Linked DNA regions of Homo sapiens: region 1 is linked to region 2. Evidence: read pairs that join two places in POLR2A ChIA-PET (ENCODE). Cell type or tissue: GM12878. All regions are shown on one strand.

Evidence for each region. ChIA-PET counts read pairs that join two places held together with the same protein. Peaks named below come from ENCODE experiments on the same cell type or tissue, not always from the same donor. Only the 100,000 strongest peaks of a DNase experiment are listed, where the experiment ranks them.
Region 1: POLR2A ChIA-PET joins it to region 2 with 9 read pairs; 2 of 35 experiments call an interaction of 5 or more read pairs at or near these places.

Annotation. Positions count from the first base shown.
Region 1 is chr7:22,957,098-22,961,097 of GRCh38, reverse strand. It overlaps HYCC1 (hyccin PI4KA lipid kinase complex subunit 1), which reads left to right. Exons shown (of 11, transcript NM_032581.4): 10 at 683-842. Among named protein-coding and RNA genes, the nearest start is that of HYCC1, 55 kb to the left of the region's middle. In GM12878, no CTCF peak of the experiment used is centred here; a DNase peak (open chromatin) is centred at 2,144.
Region 2 is chr7:22,878,505-22,882,504 of GRCh38, reverse strand. The region is part of intron 3 of LOC107986776 (a long non-coding RNA gene); the gene reads left to right. It also overlaps the pseudogene RPL12P10. Among named protein-coding and RNA genes, the nearest start is that of SNORD93, 24 kb to the right of the region's middle. In GM12878, no CTCF peak of the experiment used is centred here; no DNase peak of the experiment used is centred here.

The DNA.
Region 1 (4,000 bases), 79 kb before region 2:
TTATAACTTAGAAAAGTAACAAATAATTTTTTTTTAAATTTTCTTTGAGACGGAGTTTAGCTCTTGTTGCCCAGGCTGGAGTGCAATGGCACGATCTCGGCTCTCCGCAACCTCCGCCTCCTGGGTTCAAGCGATTTTCCTGCCTCGGCCTCCCGAGTAGCTGGGATTACAGGCACGTGCCACCATGCCCAGCTAATTTTTTGTATTTTTAGTAGAGACAGGATTTATTCATGTTGGTCAGGCTGATCTCAAACTCCCGACCTCAGGTGATCAGGCCCCCTCGGCCTCCCAAAGTGCTGGGATTACAGGCGTGAGCCACTGCACCTGGCCAAAATAAAAATTTTTATTAGACTGACTTCCTAGACACCTAACTGTCTTTTTAACTTATGAGAATTGTTCTCCTTAACATACTTTAGCTGCATTTATTAATTAACATTAGGCATTTGGAAATCTAATTGAATATTTTGAAATTTTTAACTTTATCATTTACATATTTTTTTAACCATGAATTTCCCTCTTAGCCTCCTATTCTTATCTTAGAGGATTTCTGTATCATCTTATAAAATGCTTGGGAAGAGCCTCTTTGTATAAGCCTGTTTAGCATCATGTTTTATCGAAGGGTTAGATAATATATCTGCTCTATCTGCTCATGTTGATCTTAAACTATATTTTTTCTCCTTAGGTTGCTAATGCAATAAAGGCTTCATTGCCTCATGGTCCCATGAAATCTAATAAGGAAGGTACAAGGTGTATTCAAGTTGAAATCACACCAACTTCCTCTCGAATATCAAGAAATGCAGTAACCAGCATGTCAATAAGGGGTCATAGGTGGAAAAGACATGGTAAGAAATACGTAACTCTTCAAGTCAAACCATTGTTGATTCTTTTACATTTTTCACTGTACTTATGGTGCTATAACTTCTAACTTCAGTAAATAGTAATCTGGAAGAAAGAGCTGTGGAGTTGCCCTTAACTCCTAATTTATTATCTAGGAGCAATAGGCAGTAAGAAAAATGGAGCCCCTTATGTTACACATATGAATGAAAATGTATTTAAAAATCATATTCAATTTGAAATTGTTACTTCAGTAGGAGAATAAGGAAAATGCATTTTAAAATTACTCATACATTTTGGGCTTGTATTCAAAAGTATTTGCAAATGTTCCTTAATTAATATTTCTGATTTCTCAGTGAACTCTTAAGCAAGTGAATTTACATATTGAAGTAGAACAACTAATAGGGACTTTAAACACTTTGTCTGCACTTTCTGGTAAAGAATGCCATAGTGTTGACGCAACACTAGTTGTATTTTCTTGAAGTTAATTTTCTTTCAAGATTCTGTGTATGTGTGTGTGTATATATATATCCCTTCTTGTCTGCTTCATTTTATTATTTTAAAATTTTATTGGAAGTCATTTTCATTCACTATGGCTTTTTCAGTGCTTTCCCATTTCCCTCCCTTGTCTTTTAATTTATTGTTCTTTATTTAATTTCATATTATTTTTATAACTTCCCTCCTACCTAGAAGTTATTGTAGTGTCAACAACCAGTCTAAGAAGGAAATTATCACCTTCCTCAGAAGGTAACCATGGTGGGAAGCAAAAAGCTACTTCTTTACCCTAAGCAAACGTGTATATTAGAGGTAAAACAAAATCCATTCTCTATTTTCTTCTTCCTGTAAACTGAGGTGAAAATAATAGTTCCTTTTGGTATATTTGGTACTGGTTGTGTTGTGGTTTCTATAGAGAAAATGGGAAAGGAGAAGAATGGAGCTATTTATGGTAAACTAGAAAGTTGGTGATGAGAACAGTTGCCATTGTTTTCACTTAAGGAATCTAGGTGATTGTATGTCAGAAAACAATAATGATTATCCAGCTTACCTAGTGATCATTTTTGGTGTTTTTAAAGTGTAGCAATTCTTGAAAGTTCCATAGGAAAGTATAAAAGAGGCGGTGATGTTTGCCAATAGCAAGGCAAATTATACCACCATTTAAAACATATAGTCTAAACATACTTCAGCTTCTTCAGTGAAAATTATGCTACTGAATGGGGCTAGATTACAGGTAGAAAGTAATTTAATTAGATATGGTTTACCCTGAGGTTGGTTTTTCTGTTTTGGCATTAATGTGTGAGAACAGGCACGGAGGCAATGAAGCAGATCATAGTGGTTACTGTGGCCATAATTGCTTCTAAGCTACTGCTACAGGAAGCACAAGAATGAATTTTAATTTCTTTTCCACTTTCCTTCTTGCTATTTAGGTAGACATATTGGGAATTTGGGAGAGAAATGTAGGTCCTGCAGTTAAAAATGTGAAATATTGATGCTCCCTTGTATTTGTGCATATGTGTGTATATGAGAGAGAGTATGTGTGCATGTCCAGGCGTACATTTAAACAAGGAGGTCTGTACCCTGCAACAAAATGGAAGCCATTTCCCAGACATATTTTATAGGAAAAAAATTACAAAACAAGAGAAAAGACTGCTTGAATGTATTGTTTCTAGCAGATTCTTACATATCTTCCAGATTGTATTTTGGCTGCCACTTGAGGGGTTAGCACTCTGTCTTAGGATTGTACCCTCATTAAAGTAGCATTCTTATCACCTGTACCCCTTCACAATTCTAACACTTGGGAAACTCTGTTTATTATAACAATAAAGTCACAGATGAGAATATAGAAGTGAATGAACTATAAAAAGTAAGTCACATGCATGGAACAGGTACAGAATACAGCTTAGCCTTGTTTATCACTCTTCTTTAGTGTGAATTCCCTTTATCCAGTGGACTCTAAAATACTCTTAAGTCCTTCTTATTTGCCTCTACAGGTAGGTTGCAGTCTCCTCCCTTTTTAGGGTAGTCTTGGCTTTCCCTTCTAGAGCAGTAAAGTTACCATGTTCGGCTGAATTTGAAAGGTTTCTATTTTCCATCCTCATGGTCCTGCTTCCTACTTGAACACATTGTTTTTCTAGGCTCTCTAACAGGCACTGGCTTCCTGTGGGGAAGGTAGACACCTTTGCTGTACTTCTTAGATATATAGACAATTCTCAAATTATAAATAGATTTTTAAATTTAATTTTGTTTATATATAAATTACAAATTTCTCAAATTATAGATTTTTTAATTTAATTGTGTTAATATATAAATTCTATTGTTAATATTTATATATAAATCAAAACAAAATTTGTTTATACATTTCTTTAGAAACAATGTTAAAGGGCTTGTAGATCCCAGGGTGAGCCACAACAGCCTTTTTATCTCATAATGTTTCTGAAACATAGGACTATAGAATGTAAGTTCAGTTTATGGCTGTATGAAAATACATTTAGAGTTTCTATATTTAATGGAACTCTAAATGTGTTTCCCATTCCACCCACTCATATCCCTACTATTCCCTCACCACACCAACCCTCACAGTAGGACAAATTTCTTCCCAAACCCTCAGCTGTATCTATCATACAGTAGAAACAAGGAATATCCCACCTTAAGCCAGTGGTGATGAGGATTGGGAAAGGAGAAGGGACGAGAACCATGAACTTTAAGAAATATTCTTTTTTTCCTCTTTCTCCTTGCCTCTTTGTTTTCCTAGTTTTTGGAAAGAAGAAAGCAATTGGCCCTTTTTTCTTTTTTTCTGTTGGAGCTCTTCTCTTTTTCTTTTACTTATTTGTCTTTATTTATTATTGCATTTCCTCTAATTTCTCCTCTTTCTATCTTTTCTGGGTAGAAGAGGGAAACGAGTGAATGAGGTTTTCTCATGGAAGACGCCAAGTAAAACTTTCCTTTTTGCTTTTTTTTTTTTTTCCATCTCCCTTTACCATAAAAGAATATACGTAATTAAGCCATGTGAATGTACTGGTGTGTTTGCATATCTGAGTCACCAAAAATTATTACACAGCCGACAAATACATTAAATTAGAGCAATTAATGGATATTTATTCTCTTTTATTATCAGTAACAGAAGAATCTTTCAATTTTCTTTACAGCCCAATCTCACATTGTAGTGTTT
Region 2 (4,000 bases):
GAAGAACAGGGAGGCCAAGAGAAAGTTATTGTTGCTGTTTTTGTTTTTTTGTGTTTTTTTTTTTTTGTTTGTTTTTCAAATGATCCTTTATTGAAATATTTTCCTTTGTGCTTCTTAATTAGCTGGGCATTCCACAGCACCACCGTTGATGTCATCTATGATATCATGAGGGTGGCAGCCATCAACATTGCAGCCCACAGACTGGGGAGTCCCCAGGATCTCTTTAATGATTCCAGAGAGTTCTCTGGCTAAAGATCGGTGCCACATGTGTTGAGCAACATTGACAATCTCATCAAAAGTGATATTTCCACTGTGTTTAATGTTTTTCTGTTTCTTTCTGTCTCTTGGCGGTTCCTTGAGGGCTTTGATGATCAGGGCAGAGGCAGAAGTCACCACCTCAATCTGGGCCTCTCTGTTCTAAATGATCAGTTTCACTGTAATCCTCAGATCCTTTCAGTCACCAGTTGCTTTAGCAATGTCATCACCAACCTTTTCTGAAGACAGACCTAGGGGGCTGATCTTGGGGGCCAACACAGACGTGGCACCCACTTCATCCCCAGTACACCTTAGGTATGTGACTTTGATCTCATTGGGGTAGAACTTCGGCAGCATGGCAGAGGTGGCTAGATTCAGGACGACCCAAGAAAGTTGCACCTTGGCCTCCTCCCAGCTGAAAGCTGAAAGCCTTGTTGCTGTTTTTTGAAGAGATTCTTGGAATAACAGCTTGTTTGTAAGACCTAGTAAAGAGAACGTTTGAGGACACATGAGCAGGGGGGAAGAAAGACTGGAGGGAAGAGGGATGTGGGGGGGAATTGGTCTGTGCCAGGAGCCTGGAGACAGGAGGAGTGGCAGAGCCCAGGGCCTGGGTGCAGGCAGGGGGGCAGGTGTGGGGATGAGAGCTCAAGGAAGTCCTCTCCCATGCTTTTTAGATCTTTAGTGACACAGGAAACACAGTCATCAGTGCAGAGTGAGTGTGGGAGAATTTTCAGGAGAGAAGAGAGGTCATTTAGGGAAGTGGGAATGTCAGTGGACACGAGAAATGCAGTCCAATGGCAGCCCAGCCCAAGGACCAACCTGGTGCTGAGACTTTGAAGGGAGACTAGCCAGTGAGGAGTGATCTTCTCCTGGCCAGACCCTCTACCCAGACTGGGCCAGATGGAAGATCCTGACACATTCCAGAGAATTCCTGCTGTGGCAGGCTAGCTCCCAAGAAGCTCTTTCCACCAGCCGATGGGCCAGTGGGGTTGGCTTGAGCAGACTGTGGTTCCAGCACTTTAATGCAGTTTCTGTCACTGGAGGATTTGTCCAGTGCTGGGGTGTGGAGTGACAGCAAAACCCTGATGCCTCAGGCATGGCTGAAGTGCTGAAGCACAGAGGGTGCACCTGGGGAGAGGCCACAGGGTTGGTGACCTCTGCGGGTGTGAATGACCCCAGGCACTGTTTCAGTGTTGGGGTGGGTGGCTGGGTAGTGCTCCTGTGTCAGGGGTTGACATGTCCAGAGTCAATGTCCTTCCTCAGTGCCATATGCCAACCTTTAGGTTCCAGAGGGCCTTTTGAGTGACCTGCCATGGTTCCTCCATGACTAGCTTCTGGGGTGATGGGGTGGCACCTCACCCTGTCTAAGCTGAAACTTATCACACTGGGTTGTAATTCATGGTCTATTTGCTGTTATCCCTGGGCTGTAAGTGTAAGAACCCTCTCCAACTTTCTTACCACTTTATCCCCAATGCCTGGCAAAATACCTAAATACATGAATACATACAAGAGGGCAGGTGAGAAGGAAGGATGGGAGGAAGGAAGAGGGAAGGAAGGAAAAAAGAAGGGAAAGAAAAGAAAGGAAGGGAGGAGGGGAGGAAGGAAGGAAAGGGTAGATATGGAATCCCTGCCACTATAGCAGGGCTATTCTGCTGAGGGTTGCAATGATGGATCTGAATCAGTGGTAGCCTCCATAGGGGATGTGGCGATGAGGTAGGGTAGAAGGCAGTGGGTGCCATAAAGAGGGCTTTCAGCAGGGCTCTCTAAAACCAGGAAGACACACATGAGATTGCAGGGCATAACCAGGAAGACTGGGATGCCACTGCCTGGCCAGATGGGGGTCTGATCCACTCTCCTAAATGACCTCTCTTCTCTCCTGAAAACTTTCCCACACTCACTCTGCACTGATAACTGTGTTTCCTGTGGCACTAAAGATCTAAATCAGAACCGCATTTCTGACCCCCATTTATGACCCCCATTTCTGATGGGCATCAGAAAGGTGAAAATAAGGAGTGATGGTCAGGATGGGCAAGAGGAAGCAGGAAAGGAGTCCTGGCAAGTAGCTGAGACAGGCCCTGGCCCCCAGCTCTGTGGGGAAGGTGCAGGGTGAGTGTGTTGAAAGGCTGGAGAGGAGGCCGCCTGCAGCTGGGAATCCACAGAGGGCTGTATTAGTCCATTTTCACACTGCTGATAAAGACATACCTGAGACTGGGAAGAAAAAGAGGTTTAATTGGACTTACAGTTCCACATGGCTAGGGAGGCCTCAGAGTCATGGTGGGAGGTGAAAGGCTCATCTTACATGGTGGCGGCAAGAGAAAATGAGGAAGAAGCAAACGCAGAAACCCCTAATAAACCCATGAGATCTTGTGAGACTTATTCACTACCACAAGCATAGCGCAGGAAAGACTGGCCCCCGTGATTCAATTACCTCCCCCTGGGTCCTTCCCACAACACGTGGAAATTCTGGGAGATACAATTTGAGATTTGGATGGGGACACAGCCAAGCCATATCAGGGCACAGCAGCTTTGGTGATCCACCGCTCCTTCCTGCTCCTCCCAGGTAAAGGGGAGTCTCTCTCCAGACTTGATTCATCCCTTCCCTTTCTTATTCCTCTCCGACTTTCGCACCTTCCACCCCAACCTCTGGATTTTGTCTGCAGTTATCCTTTCTCTTTTCAATAGGCCTCTGTACCCACTGTTCTCCCAACCTGGAGAGCTGTCTCTACCCCTAATCCTCACTTGCTAGTTCAGTTCCTTCTTGGCCCTCAGATTTTGCCGTGGGGCAACTTCCTGCCATTTTTACATACTTTCATTGCATTCTGGGCTACTTCCTTTATGGCACATATATCAATGGAAATGCCTTGCTTATTTCTCTATTTCTAGACTTAAGAAAAGGGATACAGGTGGATATTTCCCTAGCGGTCCCTCAGTGACAAATGAATGAAGACAACTTTGTCAAAAGAAAACAAAATCCCTGAGAATCCCCTAACTTGGTGCCTGTATTTTTATCCAGCACTGGTGTACTCTCTAAAAGCAAATTCATGCTAAACAGCATTTTACTCTTTCTGATTAGCTGGCAAAATTTGCTCCAAATAAATAATGTATATATATTTATTGTTTAATAATGCTCGTGGTTTAAATACATGTGTTTTAGGAGCAACTTTGATTTACCTCATGAGTCCAAGATTTTTTATTTTTATAAGTTGTGCCTTATGAATGTGGGTAAGAGAGGAATCAAAATGAAATTAATCTTTTATCTTTGGATGGTTAAGAGAACTGCAATATTAAGGACATTAGGATGTCTCAAAATATTAGATGCAAAAATGTGTATTTTTGTTTAAATATGTTTGAATTATCAAATATAGAACAAATAGAGGAAGGTGGCTGGGTGTAGTGGCTCATTCCTGTAATCCCAGCATTTTGGGAGGCCAAGGTGGGCTGATCACTTGAGGTCAGGAGTTCAAGACCAGCCTGGCCAACATGGTGAAACCCCCGTCTCTAATTTATTTATTTATTTATTTATTTATTTGAGATGGAGTCTCACTCTGTCACGCAGGCTGGAGTGCAGTGGCGCTATCTTGGCTCACTGGAACCTCTGCCTCCCAAGTTCAAGCGATTCTCCTGCCTCAGCCTCCAGAGTAGCTGGGACTACAGGTGCACGCCTCCACGCCTGGCTAATTTTTTATATTTTTAGTAGAGATGGGGTTTCACCATATTAGCCAGGATGGCCTCGATCTCCTGACCT